Linked DNA regions of Homo sapiens: region 2 is linked to region 1. A link is an interaction called in ENCODE POLR2A ChIA-PET data of the cell type or tissue named here. Cell type or tissue: K562. All regions are shown on one strand. Region 1 overlaps FIBCD1 (fibrinogen C domain containing 1). Region 2 overlaps LAMC3 (laminin subunit gamma 3).

Evidence for each region. Peaks named below come from ENCODE experiments on the same cell type or tissue, not always from the same donor. Only the 100,000 strongest peaks of a DNase experiment are listed, where the experiment ranks them.
Region 2: POLR2A ChIA-PET joins it to region 1 with 8 read pairs; 2 of 35 experiments call an interaction of 5 or more read pairs at or near these places.

Annotation. Positions count from the first base shown.
Region 1 is chr9:130,901,142-130,906,141 of GRCh38, forward strand. It overlaps FIBCD1 (fibrinogen C domain containing 1), which reads right to left. Exons shown (of 7, transcript NM_032843.5): 6 at 4,093-4,272; 7 at 1,299-3,182. The coding sequence ends at 2,923. Among named protein-coding and RNA genes, the nearest start is that of QRFP, 6.8 kb to the left of the region's middle. In K562, a CTCF peak has its summit at 4,137; DNase peaks (open chromatin) are centred at 1,480, 2,579, 2,724, 3,731 and 10 weaker places; H3K27me3 peaks cover 5,000 bases.
Region 2 is chr9:131,015,690-131,020,689 of GRCh38, forward strand. The region is part of intron 1 of LAMC3 (laminin subunit gamma 3); the gene reads left to right. Among named protein-coding and RNA genes, the nearest start is that of LAMC3, 9.0 kb to the left of the region's middle. RefSeq lists an enhancer at 942-1,513 and a silencer at 3,357-3,544. In K562, no CTCF peak of the experiment used is centred here; DNase peaks (open chromatin) are centred at 1,592, 3,032, 4,189 and 4,577; H3K27me3 peaks cover 5,000 bases.

The DNA of each region.
Region 1 (5,000 bases):
TAACTCTCTGAGATATGTGTGAAGTTTAGGGGAAAGGAGGAAGGCCACTGGCTGAGCCACAAAACCTACCTGTGCACGTGGAGAAGCAACGGCGCAGGTGCGCTGCCTCCAGGTCCCAGTGTGGCGATGCAGAGACCCCTCCCACTCAGCTTACTCCCCTCAAGTGAAGCAGCAGGAGGAGGCTCAGTCAGGTGGCATTGTGGGATGGAGGGCTGCAGGCATCCACCCTCAAACTGGGTCCCAGGGGACGGTTTGGGGCCCGTGGGTCCCAGGCGACCCTGTGCACATGCTAGCCCTTGGCCTGGTCACTCAGCCCACAGGTCTCGAGCTGTCCCTCGCCCAGGGCTCTCCCAGCATCCCCATCCTCCTGTCTCAGATGAGAGCCATTTGCACTGGTATCAGACCGTAGGCTCTGCAGGGCTAGGGTGAGAGGGTGTGGCCCGGAGCAGGTGCGCAGGGACCGTTTTTCCCCAGTGCCAGCCTTTGAAGGTGCCCCTGGGGAGGGTGGGGCCGGTGCGCTGGCCTGGGCCCTCCCCACCATGTCAAGCTCCGTGCCCATTCAGCCGGTGCTTGGTAGGGCCATGTGCCCTCTCCTGGTCTGGGACAGGGGCCGGTGCTCTAGGGCAGTAACAGGGCTCTAGAAGGGACAGGCATCCCCAGTGCAGCCAGCCACTGAGGACAGATGCTGCCGGGACCTGGACCTGGACCACAGGCTCACAGGCCACCTGCACCTGCCCCCGGCCCCTCGCCAGGCCCCAGCCATGGTGCATCTGTTCCACAGCCAAGCCCTGGCACGAGGGCCCTGGTGCCTCCTGCTGCACCCACACATCTGTGAGTCCATTAACTTCACACTCACCAGGAGTTTGTTTGATGACACATCAGAAAGTGCTGGCACTTTCTAAGCAGTCGCTGGCGCAGTCACTGGCATGGGGAGGCTGGTAGCTCCTGCCTGGGGCCTGTCGGTGGGGGGCTCCTGGGATGAGAACTCGGGTCCCACCCAGCCCCTGCAATATGACAGGGTGCTCTGGGAACCCAGATGGTCTGGGTGGGCTCCCTTGGCTTCTAGATGGTGGGAAGAGGAGCCAAGAAGGGATTTCCCGTTGAATCTCATGTGGTCATTTTGCCCACATCTTGCCCCTTGTGGCCCCGCACCTGGCCTGCTCCAGCCACCACCCCGGCCACACTAGGCTGCCACTGCCTGATTCTTGGCTGTATCTGCGTCCAGCTGAGGACCGAGAGGGCAGGGACCAGGTCCTGTCCAGCCTGGGCCCACGGCAGAAGGAAGCGCTGCAGACATCTGCGCATGTGGATGACCTGGTGGCACTGGGACAGAGAGCCAGGTCACACGGCCTCTCCCACCAACCCCCAGTGGTGCCAAGTCAAATTTATTGTTTTTTAAGCACAAACTTCAGTGGGAGGGGAAGGGAGAACGGAACCCCACACCCCCTAGGCACCTGCCATCGGGTGTCCTTTGGAGGAAGCCACCTCCCCTCCTGCCCGAGGAGAGGCTGCTAGGCAGCTCCCCAAGGCTGACTCCAGCCCTTTCGGAGGCCCCCCATCAGGAGGCCTTGGAAAAGCCGCCCTGCATCTGGGCCTGACGTAACGCACGCGGGTCCAGGGCTGCTGAGCAGACAGCTGAGGACCCGGCTCCAGCCCTGCCCTTGTGGCTGCTGGTCCTGGGAGCCTGCGGGTCTCACCTCTGCATGTGTGCACACAAGGAGTGGGGATGACAGCGTGCTGGGTGTTGGGAGGATTCAACAAGAAAGTGTCCAGGTGGTGCCTGGTCTGGTGCCCCAGTCCCCCCGACCCCATTTGCCCGGTGAGGTGGTCCCTGTCCCTTGACCACTCGCCGGGCCGGGCCTGGCCTGGGTCCAGGTGGCCACGGTCAATGGCAAGGGTTGGCCTCCTCATGGAGACAGCCACCTCAGGGAAGGGGTCATCACCCCCAAGGCCCTCCTGGGAGGCCTCAGGACCCTGGAGTCCCTGGGAAATTGGTGGTGGGGGTTGTACAAGCCTCATCCCAGCCCTGCCTAGGCCCCAGCCCAGAAAACCAAGAGCTTCCCATTAGCGCAGTCCAGCCCCACGGTGCAGGGCCCCACCCACCTTCCAGAGGCAGGAGAAATGGGATGGCAGCCCCAGCTGCCCCAGGTAGGAGGACGGCCGGGAGCTGGGTGGGGGATGGGTTGGGCCTCATTTGAGACAGAGAGCAGGTGGGCACAGCAGGTAAGAGGACTGCAGACCCCAGGCCTGCCGGGGCACAGGGTGGGTGGCCTCCAGGGAACTGGTCTCAGCCTTGGAGCGTGGGTCCCCAAAGGCAGCAGCTCCCCATCCTGACCTCAGGGCCTGGTAGGATGGGGCCACCCAGCCCACAGCCAGGCTGAGGCCCTTGGGGGAGAGGTGGGTTCTCTGGGCACCAGGGAAACGGGGTGGGGGTTGGCATTGGGAGGGCTGGAGGATACTGGCCTCAGACCTGACCTCAGAGAGACCTGACGTTCCCCACGATCTGCTAGGAGGACTCCAGGGGTGCTGTCTGCCCCCTGCTCTCTGTCCCCATAATGCCGGGTATTTGGCCGGGCAGGGCAGAGGGTGCCTGGGGCAGACTCCACCATCCTGGCCAGGGGACGGCAAACAGCACCGGAGTCACAGTGGGGGCAGGCAGGAGTTGGGGTCGTCAAGTTTGCCAGCCCCCATCAGCAGAGGCAAGAGATCAGTGAGCTGCCAAATGGAGGGGGTGGGGACGGCGAGAAGGCGATGTGTGACTTCACCGGCCCAGGGAGCTTCGTGTCAGGGATGGCCCGGCCCCTCCCTACTGGAGAGTGGGTCCGCCAGGCACAGGTGGGTGGAGAACATTCACGAAAGAGTGAGGTGGGGTCGGGGATGGGGCGACAGGGACCAGCAGGGCCAAGGACAAGGTGCACCAGTCTAGCGGTCCTCCCGGACCGGCCGGATCTTCATCTCAGAGAACTTGAGTGAGTACTGCCAGCCGGTCCAGGAGGACCACTCCACGCCGTCGGCATAGGAGGCGTGCGCACCGCGCAGGTACTGCCCATTGAGGTTGGACGTGTGGCAGTTGCGGTACCACCAGGCACCGCGGTAGAAGGCGGCACAGTTGTTCTCTGAATGGTCGCTGTCACGGTCCTTGGTGGTGAACCTCATGCCGCTGTGCTTCAGGAGGGAGTCGCCTGCGCAGGGGTGCACACAGGTGTGGGCACGGGGGGCACGGGTACACCCACTGGTGTTGCATGTGTGAGCAGACACCGAGACACTGCACGTGCACCTGGACGTGAGTGCATACACGTACGCACGTGCTCTCACACATACTGCTGTGCACGCGTGCAAGCGCACCTGCCCCTCCACACCCGGGTGTGTCCATGCAGCTCACACGCACGCAGTCCCTTCTCGGGCGTGCCTGGGGCTGCCCCTGGGTCTAGGCGGTCTCTATCCCTCCCCCCAGCTTTTCCACATTCCCTCTCCTGCCTCCCCGCTCCTCGGCCTGAGAGGGGAAACCCAGCCCAGGGGGGTCCAGCCACCACACTTTAGAGACCCAGCGGACCCGAACCCCGGGTCTCCTGATTCCTGGCTCTGGGCTCAGTTTCTTTATCTGCAAAACGGGAAAACAGTCCAGGCTCTGCTGGCTTCGCCTTGCAGGGGTGAGGACCAAGCAGGACTTGGAGGAGGAGGCAAGCAGCCTTGACCCTGACCCCAGAGGGCCGAAGGGCATCATCAACACTATTATGAAAAAACGAACAGAAGATTCGCAGAAGCTCATCTTTTATGACATGCAACTGAATCAACTGATGAAGACAAGGACTGAGGGATCCTTGGTAAGGAAGAAAATTTTCCCTTTTCTGTCTTGTTTACTCTTCCAATTTGAAAAATTTATTACTTAAAAAAAATTTAGATTGGTTTCAGGCCTCTGATTGTGATGTGGGGTTGGTAGTTTATCAATATTTGTTATTTTTCAAAAACCTGATTACTTTCAAAGGGGGAAAAATACATTAGCCTTGATCATTTTGGAGGGCAGGACCTCCTCCGTCCTCCATCCTCCCAGGCCGCCCCCCTTCCCCATCCCTGCCACAGCTGGAGCCTCACCTGCAGTGCCGGAATAGTCAGCCACGGTGAGCGGGTACCCGTCTTCCTCAGGGTCCACGGAGAACAAGCCCACGCCGAAGCTCCCGTAGCGGGCATAGGCCGTGCCATTCTCAAAGTCCTCCAGGTCCACGTGCAGCTCGTAGGCAGCCTGTGTGGTCAGGGCGTGGATCCTCTTGAGCCCTGAAGTTGGGGGGAAAATGGTGGGAGAAGCTGAGGGGCGTAGGAAGCGACTCCCCAGGGAGAAATGATAAATGACAGCTGAGCTCATGCAGTTGGGGACAGAAAGGGACAACCACCAAGTGCGTGCAATCAGCCCTGGGCTACTTCCTTCTTCCTGCAGGCCTGTGTTGGGCAAGCCACTGAGGACCGACAGTTTTCATGTTTGGTTTTCTCTGTTCCCTTTAAGTGGAGCTGTGATGCTTTTCAAACGTTGGGGCTCTGAGCTGGTGGGAAGACTGCAGGAGGCGGGAGGAGGTGGGGGTGACAGCACCCTTACCCAGACTCCAGCCAGAGCCAGACAGACAGGATCTGTGTTCGCATTTTCCTATACCTGGCCTCTGGGCCTTTGCACATGCTGTTCCCTCTGCCAGGATGCTTGTCCCTACTCCTCCTCACTTGGTTACCTTCTATTCATTTCTGGAAGGCTGCCTGACCTCCTGTCGGCGTTGAGGACCTCCTCTGCCAACACATGTGCCCCTGTGGGTATTTATCTTTCAGGGTCCCGGCTGCCTATCTTGTCAGTTTCCCCACCAGTGCGGAATTCCCGTGACAGTGGCATGTCCGACCTAGCCACTGCTGACCCCAGTGCCTGGGGTGGGGCCTGGCACAATGGTGCTTACCCAGCGCTGGCTTAGTGGATGGGAGGGAGTTGGCGGCACCCTCACCCCTCTAGGCCGGCTCTGTGCCCC
Region 2 (5,000 bases), 110 kb after region 1:
CCACCGCCCAGGCTGGAGTGCAATGGTGCGATCTCAGCTCACTGCAACCTCCACCTCCCAGGTTCAAGCGATTCTCCTGCTTCAGCCTCCCAAGTAGCTGAGATTACAGGTTCCTGCCACCACACCCAGCTAATTTTTTGTATTTTTTTGTAGTTACGGGGTTTCACCATGTTGGCCAGACTGGTCTCGAACTCCTGACCTCAGGTGATCTGCCCTCCTCTGTCTCCCAAAGTGCTGGGAATACAGGCGTGAGCCACGGCACCTGACCCATAACAGCATTTCCACAATAGCCAAAGGCAAGGCAGCCTAAGTGTCCACCGAGGGGTGAATGATGAGCAAGAGCAAATGTGGTCCATCCATCCAGTAGAATATTACTCAGCCCTGAAAAAGGAGATTCTCACACAGCCACAGTATAGACGAACCCTGAGGACATTATGCTAAGGGAAAGAAGCCAGCCAAAAAAGAACAAATACTGTAGGGTTCCGCTGATATGAGAGGCACCCTGGGATAGTCAAGTCCACAGAGACAGAAGGTAGAATGCTGGTTGCCAGGGGCTGGGGGAGGGGCAATGGAGAGTGACTGTTTCATGGGGACAGAGTTTCAGTTTGGGAAGATGAAAGAGTTCTGGAGATGGATGGTGGTGAAGGTTGCACAACAATGTGAGCTGTGCAAATGGGTAAGATGGTAAATGTCATGTTATACATATTTCACCACAATAAAAGAAGGTTTGGGGAAAAGTACATGTCAGCCCCGTGGGAAGGCAGCTTGGCAACATGGTTGAAGACCCACAAGAATATTCCTGGCCTTTGGCAAAGGAATCCTACTTCTGGGAATTCAAATAAGGGAAGGGTCCTAATGCATGAAAACATTCATCGAGGCGTTCTTTATAGTAGGGAAAAATGGGAACCATAAGGGACTAGTTAAGTAAATTGTAGGACATAAATTCTCATGGTGATTGGAGCCATTCAGTGCAACAGCTGACAAAGGGTTTGTAATACACAGGGAGCGCTTAAGTCAAAATGTTGAATGAAGAAAAAGACACAAGTTGGTATATGTGGAATCATCAGATTTATATTTTAAAATCCCTAAAGAGTAGGCAAAAAAAGAAAGACATCAAACTGGTAAGCGTGTTTGTCCTCAGGACTTGCAGTGACTTTTCTTCCATTTTCCGTGTTTCTACATTTTCCCAGTATTCTCTCATGAAGCTTGTTCTAATTTAAAAACTGGAGAAAACACATTTCTACGATTTTTTTTTTAAAAAGCACCCGCCTTGCTATGTTCTGTTTTAAGATGTTTTTCAAAGTTCTGGTGCAGCACAGCTTGGCACCGTAACTCCCAACCCCTTAAAAGAAAGCGTGCGGAGCAAACAGGGTCCGGATCTGGGGGCGGCCTGGTGTCTGCGCCTGTTTGGAGCAGAGGCTTCGGGCCTTGGAACGAGGTGGGGGGCTGGCCCAGATGTGTATTCGCTAAAGGATGCTGTGCGCGGGCTGCTGCGGGTCACCGGCGCAGACTCCTTGGTAAACATCTAGCAGCCAGACACCTCTCGGGAGGGGAGCTTGGAGCCACTTGAAAGGTAGCTGGCAGCTAGAAGCGTGATCGGAAAAAGGCAGTCACTGGGAGTTCATGCAAACGAGCGGCCTCACGCGATAGGAAACATCCCGGCTTTTCTGTCCTTGCCAAACCAGGAGGTGAGAGAAGATGCAGCAATATCACAGAGACATGGCAGGGACTTTTTGTTACAAGAGTTAATTAGAGGCCGGGTGCGGTCCTTACGCCTGTAATCCCAGCACTTTGGGAGGCCGAGGCCGGCGGATCACTTGAGGTCATGAGTTCGAGACCAGCCTAGCCAACATGGTGAAACCCTTTCTCTATTAAAAAAAAAAAAAATTAACCAAGCGTTGTGTTGGGCGCCTGTAATCCCAGCTACTTGGGAGGCTGAGGCAGGAGAATCGCTTGAACCGGAGGCAGAGGTTGCAGTGAGCCGAGATCGGGCCATTGCACTGCAGCCTGGATGACAGCAAGACTGTCTCAAAAAAAAAAAAAAAAAAAAAAAAGGCCAGGTGCAGTAGTTCACACCTGTAATCCCAGCACTTTGGGAGGCTGAGGCGGGCGGATCACCTTCGGTCAAGAGTTCGAGACCAGCCTGGCCAACATGGCAAAACCCCGTCTCTACTAAAAATACAAAAATTAGCCAGGTGTGGTGGCGTGTGCCTGTAATCCCAGCTACCCAGGAGTCTGAGGCAGGAGAACCACTGGAACCCGGGAGGCAGAGGCTGCAGTGAACCGAGATCGCACCACTGCACTCCAGCCTGGGCGACAGAGCAAGACTCCATCTCAAAAAATAAATAAATACATAAATAAAAGAAAGCAGCTTAATCCCTCCTTTGTGATGAAAAAGTTTCTTCCAAAGGCAACAAAAAGGTTGGGAAAGGAGTGGCCCCAAGATCTTTTTTTTTTTTTTTCTTGAGTTGGAGTCTCACTCTAGCCCAAGCTGGAGTGAAGTGGCATGATCTCGGCTCACTGCAACCTCTGCCTCCTACGTTCGAGCGATTCTCATGCCTCAGCCTCCCGTGTAGCTGGGATTACAGGTGCATGCCACCATGCCCGGCTAATTTTTTGTATTTTAGTAGAAACGAGGTTTCACCATGTTGCCCAGGGTGGTCTCGAACTCCTGAGCTCAGGTGATCCCCCTGCCTCGGCCTCCCAAAGTGCTGGGATTACAGGTGTGAGCCACTGCGCCCGGCCCCCAAGATCTTTTAAACAGCGACGAGAATTAAAATCTGCAGCCCTAGCCCAGACCCTCACAAGCTCCAGGGGCCAATGAGGCTTCTGGGTGATTGAGACAGCTGTGTTCCTATCAGGAAAGCCGAGCCAAGATGTCATCCTTGACTGTTAGCTGGTGGTGACACTGCTTGGGAGTACTTGGCTTCCCTCACCTCCAGGCCGCCCAATATGCTGTTCTCTCTGTCTAGAATTCTGTTCCCTCTGCTCTCCTCGCCTGTCTAGCTCCCATGCACCCCTGCTCATCCCACCCGCTTACTGGACCACATGCCCCAAACTTACTTCTCACCACCTCCTCCCTCTCCATGCTCCTGCCAGCCTGAACTACAGGCTTCACCACAAGGTGGCCACAGCTTTGCCAACATCCTGCCTGGTGTGGAATGCACCTTCTCCTCACCTTCCCTGGCTAATGGCTGCTCATCCTTGGAACCATAGGTTTGAGCGCCTTGTTGATGCTCCCACAGCCTCCCTGGGCTACTTTGTCCTGTTCTATAAAGACCTGCCTGTCTCATCTGGGCACGGTGGCTCACGCCTCTAATCCCAGCACTTTGGGAGGCCGAGGCAGGCAAATCACTTGAGGTCAGGAGTTTGAGACTAGCCTGGCCTACATGGTGAAATCCCATCTCTACAGAAATACAAAAATTAGCCAGGCTTGGTGGTGCACGCTTGTAATCCCTGCTACTCAGGAGGCTGAGGCAGGAGAATGGCTTGAATCCAGGGGACGGAGGTTGAAGTGAGCCAAGATCACGCCACTGCACTCCAGCCTAGGCAACAGAGTGAGACTTTGTCTCAAAACAAACAAACAAACAAACAAAAACAAGACCTGCCTCTCTCTCCCTACCTGTAACCTCCCCTTGGGGCAGGTGCCATGAATCCTTATAGCTGAGCATGGCACCTAGCACACAAGAGGTGCCCAATAAATGCTTGCCCGATGAATGAGTAGACTCGAGGCAGGATTTGTACCTTCAAGGAGTTTATAATCCAGTGAGAGAGTGGAGACAGCAGGCAGTCCTGACAGTGTGGATCACATTGTCCCAAGTGTGCCTGGAAGTCATGATCCCTGGATGAGTCTCTGTTTCACACTAGCCAGCATTTAGTGAGCACCTGCTATGTGCCACGTGCTTTGCCAAGTACTTTACTCACACTGTATGGCTGAGATCCCCAAACACTTCATTTACTAGTGAGGAGTCAGGCTCAGGGAGCAGAAGGACTTCCTCAGTGTCATGCCCAAAGTCACTGCTCAAAACCTGGGTGCCCTCCTACTCAGGAGTCCATGGAGCCCCAGAGAGAAGGGGCTGCCTAGGAAGGGGGTGAAGGGGGTGCTGGTGCCCATGGAGACATGGAGGTCCCACCCGCCCCCCTCCCAGTCTTCACCTGCTGGCTGAGCCAGCAGCTGGGCACAGCAGAGCCTCCCCCGGCCGGGCCCCGCACCGCCCACGCCAAACAGCAGGAGCGCCAAGCTGTGTCCTCTCCAGCCAGCTGGAACATAAAGCCCATCAAGAATGACACCGGGACAGTCATAAAATCAAGCTGGCCCACATCCGGCACTGACCAAGCAGAATGAGCTCAGTACGAAGAGGCTTATTTTGGGAAAATGGAAACAAAACAAAGCCCTATAATTGGAGCCATCTGGGCAGCAGTGGCCTAGGGAGTGGGGCGGGAGGGGCTAGGGTGGAAAGCTGGGCTGGGAATGCATGGGTGAGGCTGCCCTGCCCACCTCGAGCATCAGAACCAGGTGGGTGAGCTGCTCCCAGCCTACAGGGGAGTCACACCCAGCAGGGTCCCTTAGCCCCATCTGGCCACCCACTGTTCTTGTTCTTCCTCTCCCAGCCAAGCTCTTGGCACTTCTGGGTGTGGTGACTCCCTATAAGGAGCTGGGGACTCCCCATGGCCATAATGCCAGATACCACAAGACCCTGGCTGAACCAGGGATAGGCTCCATCACAGCCCTCCCATCTTGGCACTAAGTCTAAGCCCCAAATATGAATCAAGATTGCCAAGTCTAAAAAAACAAAAAGATTGCCAAGTTCTCCTCTAACCTGGGGAGACCAAACAGTTTTCCTTGGATTGAGTGTTGCCTAGGGCTTTGTGTTAAGAAGGATTCTGAGGTACAGTCTGAGCCAAAACATGACTGAGACATGACTGCATGTTTGCAAAGAGAGGTGGCAGGGCATTCCAGACCATTGCATAAGTCAGGGAACAGACGAGGGGCTGAGAGA